3 separate regions of the Homo sapiens genome follow, and regions 1 and 2 are each linked to region 3. A link is a loop called in an ENCODE intact Hi-C map of the cell type or tissue named here. Cell type or tissue: heart right ventricle. All regions are shown on one strand. Links, peaks and the distances in the headings refer to the core of each region. The heading gives the core; the rest is flanking DNA.

What was found. Peaks named below come from ENCODE experiments on the same cell type or tissue, not always from the same donor. Only the 100,000 strongest peaks of a DNase experiment are listed, where the experiment ranks them.
Region 1: a loop joins it to region 3, with 4 times the contacts of the local background. A loop is called at or near these places in 2 of 110 quality-filtered maps.
Region 2: a loop joins it to region 3, with 5 times the contacts of the local background. A loop is called at or near these places in 82 of 110 quality-filtered maps.

What each region holds. Positions count from the first base shown.
Region 1 is chr3:53,888,472-53,894,442 of GRCh38, forward strand. It overlaps SELENOK (selenoprotein K), which reads right to left and starts at 3,388. Exons shown (of 5, transcript NM_021237.5): 1 at 3,299-3,388; 2 at 1-12. The coding sequence starts at 3,317. RefSeq lists enhancers at 2,576-3,476, 3,367-3,666. In heart right ventricle, for the core only: CTCF peaks have their summits at 3,379 and 3,586; DNase peaks (open chromatin) are centred at 3,500 and 4,127; H3K4me3 peaks cover 3,041 bases; H3K27ac peaks cover 1,726 bases.
Region 2 is chr3:53,706,965-53,712,935 of GRCh38, forward strand. All of the region lies in intron 9 of CACNA1D (calcium voltage-gated channel subunit alpha1 D), which reads left to right. Among named protein-coding and RNA genes, the nearest start is that of CHDH, 140 kb to the right of the region's middle. In heart right ventricle, for the core only: a CTCF peak has its summit at 3,400 (motif pointing left); DNase peaks (open chromatin) are centred at 1,497, 3,377 and 4,597; H3K27ac peaks cover 863 bases.
Region 3 is chr3:53,296,554-53,302,524 of GRCh38, forward strand. All of the region lies in intron 6 of DCP1A (decapping mRNA 1A), which reads right to left. Among named protein-coding and RNA genes, the nearest start is that of SNORD38C, 34 kb to the right of the region's middle. RefSeq lists an enhancer at 5,112-5,281. In heart right ventricle, for the core only: CTCF peaks have their summits at 3,159 (motif pointing right) and 3,364; no DNase peak of the experiment used is centred there; H3K27ac peaks cover 409 bases.

The DNA.
Region 1 (5,971 bases), core at 389-5,388, 590 kb after region 3:
CCAACACTTGTCCTACAGATAAGAATTAAAGAAACTTTAGTGAGTGCTACAAATCCCTAACCCAAGAGGCATCACATTTAATTATTGAGGTAACAATGATTGGGGTTTTAACTTGCCCATTATTCCAAATGGCCAACACCAGAAGAAATCTGTGAGCATCATTCCAAGGAAAGGTTCGGAGAAGTAATGTTCCATTATCTAGGGACATTCCTCCAGTATGTCAAAAGCCTACTGGTTTATAAACTTGGTGGGTGACTTCATTCTATTCAACTACTTTCTCTCTTTCTATAAATATATAACAAAGGCTGGGCGCGGTGGCTCATGCCTGTAATCCCAGCACTTTGGGAGGCCGAGGCAGGCGGATCATGAGGTCAGGAGATTGAGACCATCCTGGCTAACACGGTGAAACCCCGTCTCTACTAAAAACTACAAAAAATTAGCTAGGCATGGTGGCACACACCTGTAGTCCCAGCTACTCAGGAGGCTGAGGCAGGAGAATTGCTTGAACCCAGGAAGCAGAGGTTGCAGTGAGCCCAGATGGCGCCACTGCACTCCAGCCTGGGCGACAGAGCAAGAAAAAAAAAACAAAAAACAACAAAAAAACACATATATATAAAACAAAAATTTATCATGGTTTAAAAATGTAACAATGGTTACCAATGGTTAACCATTTTAAAGAGTACAGTTCTGTGATATTAAGTACATTCTACATTGATGCACAACCATCACCACCATCCACCTCTAGAAGTTTTTCATCTTCTCCAGCTGAAACTCTATACCCATTAAACCCTGATTCCCATTACCTTCTCCGCCCAGCCCCTGGCAACCACCATTCTACTTTCTGTCCCGACAAATTTGACTACTCTAGGAACCTCATAAAAGAAGAATAATACAATTTCTATCCTTTAGTGACCAGCTTTTCACTTGGCATGTCTTCAAAGTTCATCCATGTTGCAGTATGTGTCAAAATCTCCTTCCTGAAGGTTGAATAATATATCCTTGTATGTATATACTACATTTTGTTTACCCACTCATATCTGTTGATGGACACTTGAGTTGCTTCCACCTTCTGACTACTGTGAATAATGCTGCTATCAACATGGGTGTAAAAATACCTCTTTATTCAAGTACTTTGAAGAAACAAATGGGACGGGTGAATATAAAGGAATGCTCACACCACTTCCATATTCCTAAACATGCTGAGTATTTCTTTTCATTTGCAAAGTCTCTTGCCTGTATAAAAAGATTGCGTATTCATACTCTTACAAGTCTTTGGAATCAGTTATTTTTATAAAATTCTTATAAAGAGTGTGTATGCTCTAAGTACTAAAGAGAATTTGGCTTGTTCTTCATTAAAATAACTACTGTTTTCTATAACAGCATACTCTTAATTCTAATAGACTCTAGCTTTATCTTAAGCAAAACTGGATCTATTTTTCAAACCACTTTAATAGAAGCTACAACATAAGTTGGTACACTATATTTCAGCCTTGCAAATCAAGATGTCAGAATATTTTCGGGGAAGAGTAACTGTCAACTACCTCTCCTTTCCATTATCCCAAGAGTTAACCCCACTCACCTCTACCCACTCCATGAGGGTTTACTTTTCCTCTTTTCTTGACCAGCTTAATTTCAGATACCCACTTGGATCTAAGCTCTCACTGTGCTACTGAGAGCAAGGGGCTACAAAAGTTTAGAGGGTGGGTGACAGGCTTAGTTCTCTGCCTCTTACTAGCTCTGCTTCGTTGGCTGATGTGACATTTTCTTTCTCCAACAAAAAGTATTCCAGGGCTAGCCATCACATAAGATTTTTGGAAAAAAAAAAGTCATCTGACAGCAAGAGAAAGATTTTGTCAAGTGCTGATAATACAGTCCTAAGAAGGTGGATCTAATTGGAACCTGTCATTTCTTCCTCTGTGATTCTATCTTGCTTTTCCACTTTCCCTTTCTTAAGGCAGAATGTCCCTTCCACCAATATCCCCAGAGAGAAGTAAGGTGTTTGAATGCAGTTGTGTTTCTCAACTTTTAAAGTACGATAAAGAGTCCTAATCGGCTACTTATGTGGACCAAATGAAATAATGCGAACACAGTAAGACACAACAAATACAAGGAATTATTCAATAATTCATACAGAAGCTTCCAGCCTTAAGCTTATATCACAAAGGCTATAAAACAGGCTATAAAACAGACTAAAGTCTGAAAGCGCCCAAAACTAAGATGAAATTTTGATGCTTTTCTGTAGTGTCCATCAATCTACTTGTTTCAAAGATTTTTAAGTGGGAGATGAGAAGGGGAGATTTTTAAAAGTCAAGAAATGCAAAAGTGCAGTCAGCCAGAAGGCTCCTCACTGACTACCTTACTCGTCTCTGGAGAAAAACAGATGACTCAAATAGAACCAAGACCTAGTTCCAATGATCCACAACTCCTTGTTAAGACTGTACCAAAGAATTTCACCTGAGTCAAACAGGTGGGCAGGCAGCTCTAGCACTGATCTGACACAGTCATGTCCTTCCTTTCCGGTCATCTTCTTTGTGGGTTCGCAGAATTAAGTCTCTCGGATTCTCCATTCCGGTAATAATTAACTTGCTCCTAGGGGAAGATAGTACTTCTTCCCATGCCCCTTGAAATTCGAGCAAAAAATTCCATGTTTGACTAGCTACCCTTTCCTGGGGAAAAAGCCTATGCAAAGCTTTCATCTAATTATCATCCTAGGTCGGCTCGGTCTTTTTACACGTTGTAGACAGAGGCAGCATAACAGATAACAAGGACGCTGACGTCAGCCTACCTGTGATCGAATCCCGACTCAGCCATTAAGTTACCTCTGTGACTTAAATAGCCCAGGCAAGCTATTTAATCTATCTGAGCCTCAGAGTTTCCACCCGTAAAACAGGATTGAATGTGACGATAAGCAAATAACTGAAACACTGTCCAGGGCACAAGCGCTACGTGTACAGCGTCGGCATCATTGTCCTTACTAGTTTTAAGGATACCGACACCCGAGAGAGGAAAGACCACCCTCGCAAATCCACAATCAAGCGCTTGCTGCACGAAGGCGGGGTTGCAGGGCTCCCAGTACTCAACGTGAGGCCGGCGGGACCTCGGCCCCCGACTGCCGGCTCAGAGACCATCGGCTGACGCGCCGCAAGCCGAGGCGACTTCGGTCCAGCTCCGCCCGGCCGCGGGGCGCTAAGCCCGGGGAAGCCGCACCGGGCTCAAGACTCAGCGAGCGACGATGAAAGGAACCTGGAGTCCGATCTTACAAGTCACCGGTCGAAGCCACAGCCCGCTCTCAACTTACCGTTCGAGATGTAAACCATCTTGTCCCACTTCCCCGCTTCGGAGCCACCGGGCGCCTGGCCCCTGTCGGTTTCTGTATCTCCCTCTGCTCCCCGCCCTTCGAGCGTCACAGGCCGCGATTAGACAAAATGCTGACGAGGACGAAGGTGGGCAGAGCCCATTGGCTGCTGAAAGAGACGCGCCCCCGACGGGCGTTTTTGCATCGTCACATCTGCGACTTCTGGTTAGGCGGAGGCGGCCGAGCTGACAACCGGATATGACGTTAAGGACTGCCCTGTAGTGCCCGCGGTTGCCAGTCCTCTATCCGACTTGATCGTGCAGAGTTGGTTCGCACCGCCCAGTGAGGGGAAGCTGTTTTCTCGTCGATTGATAGGCTCCGGGTCTGGGTAGGAGAGGCTGCCCTGTATGAGGTAGCTTGAAGGGCCGCTGACAGGAGGAAACGCTTCCGAATTTTCCAGACGTGTTGACGTTTGAGGGTGCTGACTACACGTTAAGGAACTTTATTGTCACGCCTTTGGGAATATACTGCCAGGCTCTTCCTAGATATATTCATTCTCTTTAAAATGAGCATGTCTACCTGGGTTCACCAGAAACTAAGTTTTTCTTAGCCTTTTGTGAGGCAACTGAAAAATAAATTGAACTGTAGGCCCTTTCTCTGCTTGTTTCTTATTGATGGCGACTGCTTATGACCACTTTGGTGACAGACGAATTAGAAGACATGTCTTGGACATTCAGTAAATGTGGACCACATACCATGGATATTTACTCTGCTACAGCCAGTGGGCTGCCTCTGTTCCTTGAACGTGGCCATTTCATTCCCTTCTCAAGGCCTCTGCACTTAGCTATTCTTTCAGCGTGGAGACCTAATGGCTGCTTCCTTTGACTTCCCGCCCCCAGTTCTCAAGCCATGTGTCATCTCTTTGGAAAGATTCCTAATCACCTTCCAGAAAATGAAAATTACATGCTGAAAATCTATTTTGAGTTTAACAACTTTGGTTAAGATTTTATGTTCTAATACTTAGAACTGACAAAGATCTAATTTTATGTTGATTTTGGAGAGAGCATTTTCCCCAGAAAAGTTCATAATAGGACAAGACAACATCCTTCACCTCATTTGGGATTTGTGCAGCACAATCATAAAGGATCATTTCTGCAAAAATATTAGGGCAGGGCCGTTAATTTTCCCAAGGGCCTTTCTTAATCTAGACCATGCCACCATCATCTCTCACCTGCTCTACGCTAGTTTCCTTCTAAATGAAATCTCAGGTTCAGTCTTTTACCATCCTTAGGCAGTTTTACAAACTGTAGCAAGATCGATCTTAAAACGGAGATCATCTCGTTCCCTTGCCTAAAACCTTTTGGACACTAAAATTTAGTGACTTCCTATTGCTCTTAAAATCCAGTTCCTTGTCATGGCCTGCAGGCCCAAGGTGACTTGTCCTCTTGATTGCTCCTCTCACTGTACTTCCAGCCACATCTCCCCACCCAGATTATGCTCTGGCAACATTGTTGTTTTAGTTTATGAACACCCCCACCCAGATTATGCTCTGGCAACATTGTTGTTTTAGTTTGTGAACACCCCGGGTTTTACTGATACCTCCAGGACTCTGCCCATACTTGTCCCTCTACCTGGAACCCTCTTCCTCGGACTCCTTGCACATCCAGCTCATTTTATCCTTTAGCCCTCTGCTTAGTTGTCACCACTTCTGGGTGCCCTTCCCTGGCCACTCATCTCCGTGTTTATTTTCTTCATAGTAATTCACATTGTGAAACTGTCTGATAATTGATTTGTCTCTTGTCTTCAAGAAAATATAAGACGTAAGAGGTCAGGAATCCTGTCTGCCTTATTGTCTTTTATATCTTCAAGGTCTGTCATAGTTCTTGGCAAGTAGTAGGTGCTCAGATATTTGTTGGTTGGTTGAATGAGATTTTTTTAGACAATTTTTTGACAATTGCTTAAAATCTCTCCAATTGCCAAAAGAGGAAAGAAACTAACATTGGGATCTCCTGAGTATCGGACATTGTGAGGCTATCTCTTCCTTTCCATTCCTTTATCTAGATCATTTTTGCCTGAGATTTAATGCAGTGATTTCCTAATGAGCTACCTCTAGTTTCTCCGTACTCCATTTCATGCTATCTTCACCTGTTAGTTTAATCCAATCTTGCCTCTCCCATTCACAGACCTTCCGTTTCTTCCCACCACCTGACAAACATAATTCAGCCTCCCTGGTCTGGCATTAAGGGCTTTCCTGATACATCTTAGATTTTGCTCTCTGATTTCTACTTCCCTAGTAGACCCTTTGTTTTCCTGCCTTGTTGCCTCTGCTCATGTGTTTCCTCTTGAAAGGAACTTTCTCCACCTGCTAAAATCTAATCAATCCTTCAAGGCAAGGCATGTTCCTCTCGAATAACAAAGGTGAAAGGACTTTGAAAATTGAAAAAAATTATATAGTTAGTTACAATTATAGTTAGTTACAATTATATAGTTAGTGGTAGAGGACAAAGATAGCATTTCCCCTCTTTCCCTAACCTTTAATGTCTGAAACTAAGCATTAGCCACTAGCCACATGTAGCTGTTGAATATTTGAAATGTGGCTAGTCTGAATTGAAATGTACTGTACAAAATACCAGATCACAAAGATTTAGAATGAAATGAAGACTGTAAAATATCTTG
Region 2 (5,971 bases), core at 654-5,653, 410 kb after region 3:
TGTGCTTTTCTGTTCAGAAACTATAAAGTTCTGAAGTATTGATGGAAAACAAATCTGTTAACTAGGTCACTTTCGAGATAGGGCAGCACAGCTTTCAGGCTCTTGAAGTCCATTTCTAGTTTGGCGGTGCTTGCTGTCAGGGAACAGATGTCAAATCAAGTACTTGGAGATGCGCTCACATTATCTTTTCTCTCTGATCTGCTAAATGTCACTGCATGCGTCTGCGATGCCCAACACTGGCTGTACGTTATAATCACCTGGGGAGCTTGGATGCTTCTTGATGCCATACTCCACCCTCTAAGACTCTTGATTAATCTTGGGGTGGGAGCCAGGGGTGGCTCTTTTTCATTAAGGTTCCCTGGGGATTCTAATGTGAAGCTAGGGTTCAGAACTCCTGAGTCCAGGATGCTATCAGTGGCTGAATATCACACTGTTCCAGGCATTCACTTGAAAGAAGAGGAGAGGCAATCAGGCCTCTAACTGAGCTGTCTGGTGACTGGTGACAGGTAGCTCCAGCTTTGTGCATTCATAGAATATTTAAAATGTCAATTTCATAAATTTGCTATTAGAAAGCTGGTGTTACACAATTAACTGAATGGACAAAATTCCCTTTGAAGTGAGTTCCTGAGCATTTGGTAAATTTTCAAGGATAATTTATTTAACTTTTTGCTGAGCTTCAAGTTTCTTAAGAAACCCTGCCAAATCTCAAAGTGATTTTTTTAGACATATGCAGCTGCTTCTGAGTTAACAATGGAGTTTTGCTAGGACCATTAAAATCTGGAAGCCTAAAATTCTATTTTAAACTCTTCTCATTGTCAGTGATTAGTCTTAAAAAAAAAAAGCATTAAAAATGAAATCATTTTAAAGGGAGCTCATTCTAAAATTCTGGCCAGAAAAGCAGGGCAATTTTATTGTAGGAACTATTAATGATTAATAATTCCTCTAAGTAAAGATATTTGATGCCCAAAGAAAGGGAGGGGCATACCTGAAACTTCATCTCTGACCACAAGGGCAGCCTCTCTGTCTTCTGCTTCTTCAGTGGTCCTGGAGGCTATGGGCACTGCCCCTGCCTGCCCGGGGACTCTGCCACCCTGGGGCTTGGTGGAGCAGGTTGCCCTAGCTGCCTCTCTTTTGCATGTGCTACCTAGTTGCCTCTTACTGCAATGTTTGCTTTGGGGGTGGACAGAAAACCAGGACGTTATAGCTGGTTGCAAGCATAAGGCATAGCAATTTGCTGGTCCTGTTTTGAAAGACTGTGTTTTGAAATTTTGATTTACAAAACTGCTTTCATCACCATTGAACTACCTCAAGGCACAAGTTCAAAATGGAAGATACTCAAGTAAAAGCTGTAAAGCAAACAGCAGCAGTTAGAGTGGCATACGGTAAATATGCGTCCAGGTCAAGAGCCCTCACTGGAGAGGCAGCTGGAAGTGCTTTCACTGGGAAGTGGGAGGGCTGACTCAGGGGCTGGCCCTAGGGTCAGTGGCTGGACACTGTCTCCATTGGGGTGGCACTGGGAGTAGTTGTCTGGACAGGCAGACTCTCTCCACAGGGGTGATAGAAAGCAGTGGTAATTTCTAAAAGTGCCTGCATGTCTGCCATCACCTTCAGCCTCCTAAGAGCTGATGGGAGCTGGACTCAGGGACTGTTGCCCCACTGTGGAGACAAGGAGTGGGTACTCCAGCCAAGTTTGCAGTCTCAAATCAGGGTTGTTTTATTTGTTTTTAATACATTTTAATTATGGAAGTAATATTTGCCTACATAAAAAATTCATGTAATTTCAAAGTATATAAAGTAAGAAAAAAATTCTCTCTTCCTTCTCCTTAAAGAGAGGCAGACTTAGAAGTTTGGGGCCTCTACTTCCCCACCTCACTGCACATAATACATGACACAGACCGCATGCATATAGCTTCCACCCTAAGATGCCCAACACAGGTATTTTTCACTGAACCATGTACCACAGATATTTCCCATGTTTTTAAAGCAAAATGTTGGCTCTTTTCAATAAATTGCCATTATAAAAACTGCTACAATGGACTATGCACTCTACAGCACGTGGACCTCTACTTTATAGAGGTCTCTCCACCATGAGACCATCAGCTCCATGGGTGCAGCAGGAATAGGGTCTGTTTCTGCCCTCTGTTGTGTGGCTGCACCCAGCACAGTGCTTGTCCCATACATGAGCATGCCATTACTTCCTTCTTGAATGAAAGAACATAGAGTAATAATAACTAGCATTTGTCAGGTGCTTTCTGTGTGTGAGACACTGTTCCAAAGGCTGTGGGTGAATACATTCATTCTTCTTCACACAACTCTGTGAGACAGGAACTTGACAGATGGGGAAACTAAAGCACAAAGCAGTTCAGTAGCTTCCCAAGGCCATGTGACTTACGTGGCAAAGCTGGGATTTGAACCCAAGCTCTGCCACAGTCTGCAGGCTAACTATCATTAACCCCTGCAAACACATGCCCCTGTGTCTGCGTGCTCGTGTTCATGGTTTTGTGGGAGAGGATACAAGAAAAGGGTCTGCTGTGTCAGAAAGGATGCACATTTTAGGAACGTGAGTATTCTGCCTACCCATAGTGTGCAGGTGTCTGTGCTGCCCATGCCCTTGCTTACTCCAGCATTCCTGCTGCTGTCTCACACTGCTTCGCACAACCCTCCCCTAGAGCACAGGGTCCGTACTCTAAAGACTAGCTGGCTTAGAGTGATCATGGAATCATGGGGCTGCAAGGGGTTAAAGATCCTAGAGTCATTTCTCTCGTGACCTGGTGGTCATGGGAGAGTCGTAGTGATGACAGTAGTGGTGGTTGATTGTGCCTTGCCAAAGCTGGGCACATTGCTTTTATTACTGTCTCCACTGTTCACCTCTTACAACAACCTTACGCAGTACAGGTCCAATTATTATTGACATCTTACAGGTGTGGAGGAAACTAAGGCTTCACAGTATCAGGTAACCTGTCCACAGTCTTCTGACATGGAAGTGACAGGGCTGGGGTTAGACCTGGCCTGTCAGAGTCCAGAGCCCACCTTTTGAACTCCCACCTGTCCTGTCCCATATGGTAGTGCTGTTTGGAATCACATATCCAGTCTGTACAGGGCTCCTGACTCCCCCTAAAGTGCCTTTTCCTTAATACCCTACTTAGATGGGAAGCCAAACCCTGGAAACCTTTATCTAGCATGGGTTAGCTGGTTGTTGATTTAGAACAGGTTCTTAAAGACAGGTGTTTGTGTAATAGCTGTGGAAAGGGCACTTCCTCTCCGCTGTTCTGATGCTGAGCTGGATTCCTAGCAGGAGGGGTCTGGGGCAGGCGGGCGTCCATTGCGTGAGGCAACCTGGCTGGCAGGGCTGGCCGCGTGGGGCCCTGGTTTGGCTGCTGTTGCTGCCCTCTGCTGCTTCATAATGAAATTGCCTGTGTTCAACCTGAAGGGGTCACAGTGGCCGACTTGCTTAAAGAGGATAAGAAGAAAAAGAAGTTTTGCTGCTTTCGGCAACGCAGGGCTAAAGATCATGGTAAATTGCTGAGACTGAGCTTTCTTTTTCCGCAACATCTCTGATACCTTTTCCTTGCACATAGGCATTGTGTGAAGTGCATGTGCCGTGTGGTGTGTTCAGAAGATGCCTATATTTTAATTGCTTGATTTCTTTCTTCTTGTCTTTTTCCAAAATAATGTGCCCTTACCAAGATAGCATTGCAGTTTTCTTTTTGTTTGAACTGTACCTTATAAAGAAGCAGCTGAACCAACTCAAAAAATGTACTTGATTCGGCATGAATATTCTTAGACTGGAAGGCAGACTTTTAAAATACTTTTCCCCAAATGATTTTTTTAAATTTAAACCGTTTAGAAATTCCAATAATGTTATTTGATTGATTTTTTTTTCTCCAGGCTACATGTTTCAAATTGCTTCTCTGTCTTTTAGTCTCTGGCTACTTTGCCCAGGACTATGCCAAAGCTAGTAGTGGCAGCTTTAAGAATGAAATTAGCTGGATGCAGTGGCTCACACCTGTAATTCCAGCACTTTAGGAAGCCGAGGCAGGAGGATCACTTGAAGCCAGGAGTTTGAGACTAGCCTGGGCAACAAAGTGAGACCCTGTGTCTACCAAAAATTGTAAACAAAGAAGCAAACAAAAAAATCAGGTGTGGTGGTGCATGCCTATAGTCCCCAGCTACTTGGGAGGCTGAGGCAAGAGGATTGCATAAGCCCAGGAGTTCGAGGCTGCAGTCAGCGATATTGCGCCATTACACTCCAGCCTGGGTAACAGAGTGCGATCTCTGTCTCTTAAAAAATCAAAATAAATAAAAATAGACTTCAGGGATGCAAAGATTTGGGGGCACTTGCCTTTGAAAGTGAGAATGGGCTCGTGTGGGAAAGTTATATTTCCAGATATGTCCTAAAATGATGCTAAACATACCCTTCCTCAGAATCCCTGGAGTAGCTGTCAGGCCCATCCCCAGGCAGACAGTTAGGTGAGCAGCTGGCTCCCTGCCTTGCTCTGCCCAAGTCATGGCAGTGGTTCGACAGCAGCACAAAGCTTTGCCTATGCACACCAGCACAGTCGACCCAGTTCTGCCACCAGGATCGGCCCTGGTCACCTGACTCTGGGGAAAGTCTGTTTAAGGAGATTCAGACAGCAGGGACGTGAAGCCAACAACTAAGGGAACAGAGGGGACACACTGTACTCTTTTCTTTGAAGTGGCCTCTGGCCCCATGGGAATGCTGAGCTGAGAGGTTATGGGACGCAGATGGGAACAACCCGTGGATATCTGAAGAGGGTTATATTAGAGTCTAGGTCTCATCAGAAGGCCTAAAAGTGAAAAGGAATTAAGAGATTATCAGATATAAGCCCTTGTCATTCAGCACGTTGTGGACCCCAAAGGAGGGAGAAGAGGAGGTGGAACTTGCCTGAGGTGGGACAGTGAGTTAGGGGCAGAGTTGGGGCTGCCTTTTTTATCTGTAGCATTCACGGAAGGTTTATGAACAGGAGGCTGGGCTTGATGCAGCACCTGAAGGTGTCTGCAAGAAGAATGGCCTTCAGCTAAGCAGGAAATAGTGTCATGGACATAAGAAAAAACATCTTTAAAGACTGACATAGGAATATAGCTCTGGAGAGGTTACCAAAAGGAGATAAATGATTTCTGTCCCCAGAAAAGAAAACACCCCTCCTTGGTTCTGCCTTGCTGAATGCAGGCTTGGGCCTTGTGATTCTTTAAGGATTCTTGTGCCTTCTCCATTGTCTTTCTGAGATCTGCAGGGAGAGGAAGCAGGCTGACACATTTAAGGAACTTTATTTTGAGTGGGAATGGCTTTTTATTGACTGAAATACCTGGGGACTCAGGAAGGACTCCGACCCTGCTGGCACCAGGTGGGGCACGAGCCCTCATATGGATGCTGGGCTGCCCCTGTCCCTGAACACGCGGAGATAGTTATTGTCTGGGCATAATTCTTGCTTGAGACATGGAAACCTTGGTCTGGCCTTGACCTCCATTCTCCAAGAAGAGCCTGGCTTCTTTACAGCAGCAAGAGGCTGTTACTCTGTGGTGGCCTAATGTGTCTCTACTAGCATGTGCATGTGCCTTTAGGGGGTGTGTGGGCTTCTTCTGGATTTGGCAGGCCTGTACGTCATGGTACTGCTCATGTTTGTCATGAAAATAAGATGAAAACATGAGGTCTAGGTGTCAGGTACCCTGTCCCCTAGGAAGGCAGCCACAACTCAGCCACTGCTCAGTTGTCCAGCCTCACCCCCTACCCTTACCTTTGAAAAGAATGAGAAGCTTTAGGCTGCTTGGAGGTGGAAGGAAATGCTAAAATAAATTCCTGAGTGTGCAAAAAAGTCTGTCCTGTGGAGAACAGAGGAGTGAGGCTCTGAGGCCAAAGACATCTGTGAATGAGGCTACTAATGGGACAGGTTCTAGACGAGGCTGGAGGGCTCTGGGCTCAGTTTGATGTGTGGCAAGCCTTCCCTTCGGG
Region 3 (5,971 bases), core at 323-5,322:
AATAGACATTTATCTCCCTATTTTAAAAAACTGTAGTAAAATATACATAAAACTTACCATTTTAACCATATTTAAGTGTAAAATTCAGTGGCCTTTAGTATATTCATGTTGTTGTTTTTAAGGTTCATCCGTGTTCCAACATGTATCAGAACTTCACTTATTTTTATGGCCGAATAATGTTCCAATGCATGTATATATGACATTTATTTATCCATTCATCCATTAATGGACACTGGAGTTCTTGAGATGTTTCCACCTTCTAGCTAGTGCAAATACTGCTGCTATAAAGACTGGTGTGGAAGTATCTGTTTGAATGTCTGTTTTCAATTCTTTTGGGTATATACCCAGGAGCAGAATTGCTGGGTCATATAGTAATTCCAAGTTTAACTTTTTGAGGAATCACCGAACTGTTTTTTTCCATAGTGCCTGAACCATTTTACATTATCACCAGCAATCCAACATGGTTGCCAGTATACAGCAGTATATGAGGTAACAGAGTATATGGAGCATTTTCCATATACTCTCCAACACTTGTGATGTTCCATTTTAATGATATTAGCCATCCTAATGAGTATGAAGTGATACTTCAGTGTGGTTTGAATTTGCATGTCCCTAATGACTAATGATGTGGAGCATCTTTTCATGTGCTTATTGGCCATTTGTATACCTTATATGGAGATTCCTATTAAAATCTTTTACCCAGTTTTGAATTGGGTTAATTCCTTTTTATACACATTATATGTTTAGAAAACAAATGGGTCAGGTTTCTTAGCAAAAAAAAGTATTGGAAAACAACACTAATTCTTTTTTTTTTTTTTTTAATTTTTGAGATGGAGTCTTGCTGTCACCCAGGCTGGAGTGCAGTGGTGTGATCACGGCTCACTGCAACCTCCACCTCCTGGGTTCAAGTGATAGTCCTGCCTCAACGTCCCAAGTAGCTGGGAATGCAGACATGCACCACCACGCTCAGTTAATTTTTGTATTTTTAGTAGAGATGGCATTTCACCATGTTGGCCAGGCTGTTCTTGAACTTCTGACCTCAGGTGATCTGTCTGCCTCGGCTCCCAAAGTGCTGGGATTACAGCCACCGTGCCTGGCCAACAAGACTAATTCTTATTAATGCAAATTAAACAGCTCATAACCACCCCATTCTATTACAGACATATGTATACAAACACACAAACCAATATTTAGGTATAAACTACTTTGAAAAACAGAGATCAGATTGGGTCTATGTTGCAGAAATTTAAGAAAAGGAATAATCAAATGGCAGGACATGGAGAAACCTCATCACAAAATACACCTGAGGCATAATCCAGACAGCAATTTTTCCTTGTCCAGTGAAACATAAATTAACTTTGAACAGCCAAAAATCTACTTTAAGTCAGGCAGAGTGCCTCATGCTTATAATCTCAGCACTTTGGCAGGCCTAGGCGGAAGCATTGCTTGAAGCCAGGAGTTTAAGATCAGCCTGGTCAACATATTGAGACCCTGCCTCTACAAAAAATTTAAAAATTAGCTGCACAAGGTGGTGTGCACCTGTGGTCCTGGCTGCTTGGGAGGCTGAGGCAGGAGGATTGTTTAAGCCCAAGAGTTTGAGGTTACAGTGAGCTATGATCAGGCCACTGCAATCTAGCCTGGGCAACAGAGTGAGACGTTGTCTCTACAAACACACACACCTACTTTAAATTAAAATATGAAACCACCATATGGTAGAACCCTGACCCCTGACTTTAAAAGCAGCAGAAAGTTTCTAGATTCTCTATGCTGCCTCCCTATAACTACTGCGAGGCCAGACAGATTCTCTAACTTTCTCTAGAATGGGGAGTATGGTAAAGCATTACAGTTTTGGAGGTTTTCTCATATAAGAGAGAATAAACGAATTTGTGATGGTAATAATGAATCATCATACACAGAATGCTTACTATGTGGGAGGCGATATGCTAAGCACTTTACATGTATTACTCTATTCATCTGCTAGAGTAGGTAAATTATTATTGCTACTTTATAGATGATGCCCAAATACAACAAAAGAACCAGACTCCAACTCAGTTCTAACAATACAGTCTACATTCTTAAGCAGTGTGCCACCATATGGAGATGTCAATTCAGCAAAGTATAGGTTACCTAATCACCTGGATGGTGATACTTACCTCCGGAAAACAGGTACAGCTAAGGTTTGAATAACTGAGGTGGCTACAGATCAAAATGCATCAACGTTTGGAAATACTATCATTTGGCACAAACCATGTTTTGGTCAATGATGGACTGCATATACAACAGTGGTCCCATAAGAATATAATATTGTGTTTTTACTAAACCTTTTCTATGGTTAAATATACAAATACCAGTGTGTTACAAGTGCCTATAATACGCAGTGCAGTAATGTGCTGCACAGGTCTGTAGCCTAGAAGCCATAGGCTATCCCATCGAGCCTAGGTGTTAGTAGGCAATGCCATCTTGGTTTCTTGGTTTGTGAAAGTATAAATACACTCTATGATGTTCGGAGAATGAAATCGCCTAATGACACATTTCTCAGAAAGTATTCCCATTGTTAAATGACACATGATTATACCTAACTGGTTGAATTTGTCATAGGAGCCTGGGTGAGCAGAATATTTCTCTTCACACAAATTCCCAAAAGTTTCACAGTCTCTGCATTCTTTTCTGTTTCTGATAAGAAAAACTGGTTGCCCTCCTCTAGTAGCTGGGCTTATTTATTCATGAATTAACCTTCCATCATCCACAGAAAAGGTAAAATGTTATTCTTTCCTCATGCTTGAACATGCTTCAAGTTAGGATTCTGAGTTTTTTAATACTTCATGTAGATCAAGTGTTAGTCTGACCGTTTAGCTCAGGAAATGGCATTCAGCGAGCAACAGCATGTACAGCACAGGACAAAATTATCATCTTCAGCATCAGGTTTAATATGGTTCACTCCTCATCCCACGGAGAATTGATGTTTAGAGAATTTTACATGTCTGTTTGGAGCTACTGGTCACTGCAGTGGGCACACTATAAGATAGGCACTATTCTTGAACATAGGAAACAAACAATAACAAAATACACTACAGAAACAATCCCAAGAAAAGTTTAAACAAGTGAATTATGCAACTGAAATGGAATGTAATACTATTAAGGCTTGACAGCAGTACTTGCTCCTCAGCACTAGATGGCAGTGTTACTAAACAAATGTAGTATCTGCCTGTGGCGGCTGATGATAAATTTAAACTAACTTTAGTCAATCACATGACTTCTGACAATATCCAGATCTCAGTATTTCATAAAATTTTGTCACTATAACCTAAATAATGGAGTCTTCCTCCCACCCCGAGATGGAGTCTTGCTCTGTCGCCCAGGCTGGAGTGTGGTGGCACGATCTTGGCTCACTGCAACCTCCCCCTCCTGGGTTCAAGCAATTCTCCTGCCTCTGCCTCCTGAGTAGCTGGGATTACAGGCGTATGCCATCACGCCCGGCTACTTTTTGTATTTTTAGTAGAGACAGGGTTTCACCATGTTGGCCAGGCTGGTCTCAAACTCCTGACCTCATGATCTGCCTGTCTCGGCCTCCCAAAGTGCAAAGTGCTGGGATTACAGGTGTGAGCCTCCATGCCCGACCAAACGTGAAGTTTTAAAAGTATATGAAAAATGACGGAATAACACATCAGCACTGTCTGTACCACTTGAGTTCTGTATGTCTACAGACGCAGTGCTATTGTTGAAAGGCTTAGCATCTATGGCTTGTCACACTCATTTTTCATCTTTCAATGGACAGTGCTTTATGACTTTTTTTTTTTTTTTGAGATGGAGTTTCACTCTTGTTGGCCAGGCTGGAGTGCAATGGCACAATCTCAGCTTACTGCAACCTCCGCCTCCCGGGTTCAAGCGATTCTCCTGCCTCAGCCTCTCAAGTAGCTGGGATTACAGGCATGTGCCACCACCCCTGGCTAATTTCTTTTCTATTTAGTAGAGATGGGGTTTCACCATGTTGGTCAGGCTGGTCTTGAACTCCTGACCTCAGGTGATCCACTTGCCTTGGCCTCCCAAAGTGCTAGGATTACAGGCGTGAGCCACTGTGCCTGGCTGATTCTTTTTTTTGTTGTTGGATTTTTGAAACAGGGTCTCCCTTGGTCGCCCAGGCTGGAGTGCAGTGGTGCGATCTTGGCTCACTATAACCTCCACCTCCTGGTTTCAAGTGATCCTCCCACTTTAGCCTCCTGAGTAGCTGTGATTACAGGCGTGCACCACCACACCCGGCTAATTTTTGTATTTTTATTAGAGACAGGGTTTCACCATGTTGGCCAGGCTGTTCTCAAACTCCTGGACTCAAGGGATCCGCCTGCCTCCACTTCCCAAAGTCCCGAGATTACAGGTGTGAGTCACCATGCCTGACCTTATAATTCTTAAGTCATTTTTTTCTGGTCCATTTCTTCCTTAGGGTCTCACAACAAATCTGCATTAGGCGGTACAATAATCCTTAACTTCATGATTCACAAAAGGAAGATGAAGTGATTCATGATTTAGAAAGGGGAAGTAGTAAGCCCACTGCACACTCCTGGATGATGATCCTAAATCCAGATACAGTAAAAATGGGGTATGGGAAGGTAGAATACAAAATTTGGTTTAAATTAATTATCTAAATATCTAAAAACATTTTTGGATACATTGTTGATGTGAATGTAAGACTGTACAGACTTCCTAGAAAACAGTTTGGTGGTTTCTTTCTTTTTTTTTTGAGACAGGGTTTTGCTCTTGTTGCCCAGGCTGGAGTGCAATGGCATGACCTCAGCTCACTGCAACCTTTGCCTCCCAGGTTCAAGCGATTCTCGTGCCTCAGCCTCCCGAATAGCTGGGATTCAGGTACCACCACCACCATGCCCGTCCAATTTTTGTATTTTTAGTAGAGACGGGGTTTCACCATGTTGGTCAGGCTAGTCTCGAACTCCTGACCTCAAGTGATCCACCCGCCTTGGCCTCCCAAGGCAGTTTCTTATTAAACTAAAACATGCAATACCAAATGACCTGACATTTGCACTCCTGGGCATTTATCTCAGAGAAATGAAGATTTATGTTCACATAAAAACCTGTACATAAATGTTCATAGGAGCTTTATTTGTAATAACCCAAAACTGAAAACAATCTAGATGTTCTTCAGTAAGTGAGTTGCCAAAAACAGTTAAACAAATTTTAGTACTTGCGTATCATGTAATACTCTCAGTAATAAAAGGAAACAAACTTGATACATGTAACAACTTCAGTGAAATGTTCAGGAATTATGCTGAGTGAAGAAAGACAATCTCAAGAGGTTATATATATGATTCCATTTATATAATATTCTTGAAATGACATTATAGAACTGGAAAATGGATTAATAGTTGCCAGGGCTAAACGATGGCGGGATCGGGGAGGCAGAGGTAGACGCAGAGGCAGAATAGGGTATGACAGGGAAGTCAGTGTGTTTATGAAAGGGCAAAACATCTTGGGGGTGATGAAAATATTTAGCATCTTGACTGTGGTAGTGGATATACAAAAAGCTATACATGAGATAAAATTACACAGAACTGAATATACACACAACAAAGGAAATCTGAACAACATGTGTGGATTGTGTTAATATCCTGGTTGTCATATCGTACTATATTTTGCAAAATGTTATCAATGGGCAAATGGGTAATGGGTACATAGGATCTTTCTGCATTATTTCTTACAACTGCATATAAATCTGTAATTATCTCAAAACAAAAAGTCTACTTAAAAACCTACGGATTTTATTTGATATCTGTTCTTTTATCAGACTATCAGTTATAAAGAGAACTAATTCAACAAATATTTACAGTGCTACATGCTAAGGATACAGCAATGAACAAGGCTCATAAAACTGCCCTTCTTTCCCGTAAGAGACAGCTTAAAAACAAAAAAACAAAACTGTTTTACATGGTGCTTATATTTTGGTGGGCAGGAGACAGACAAA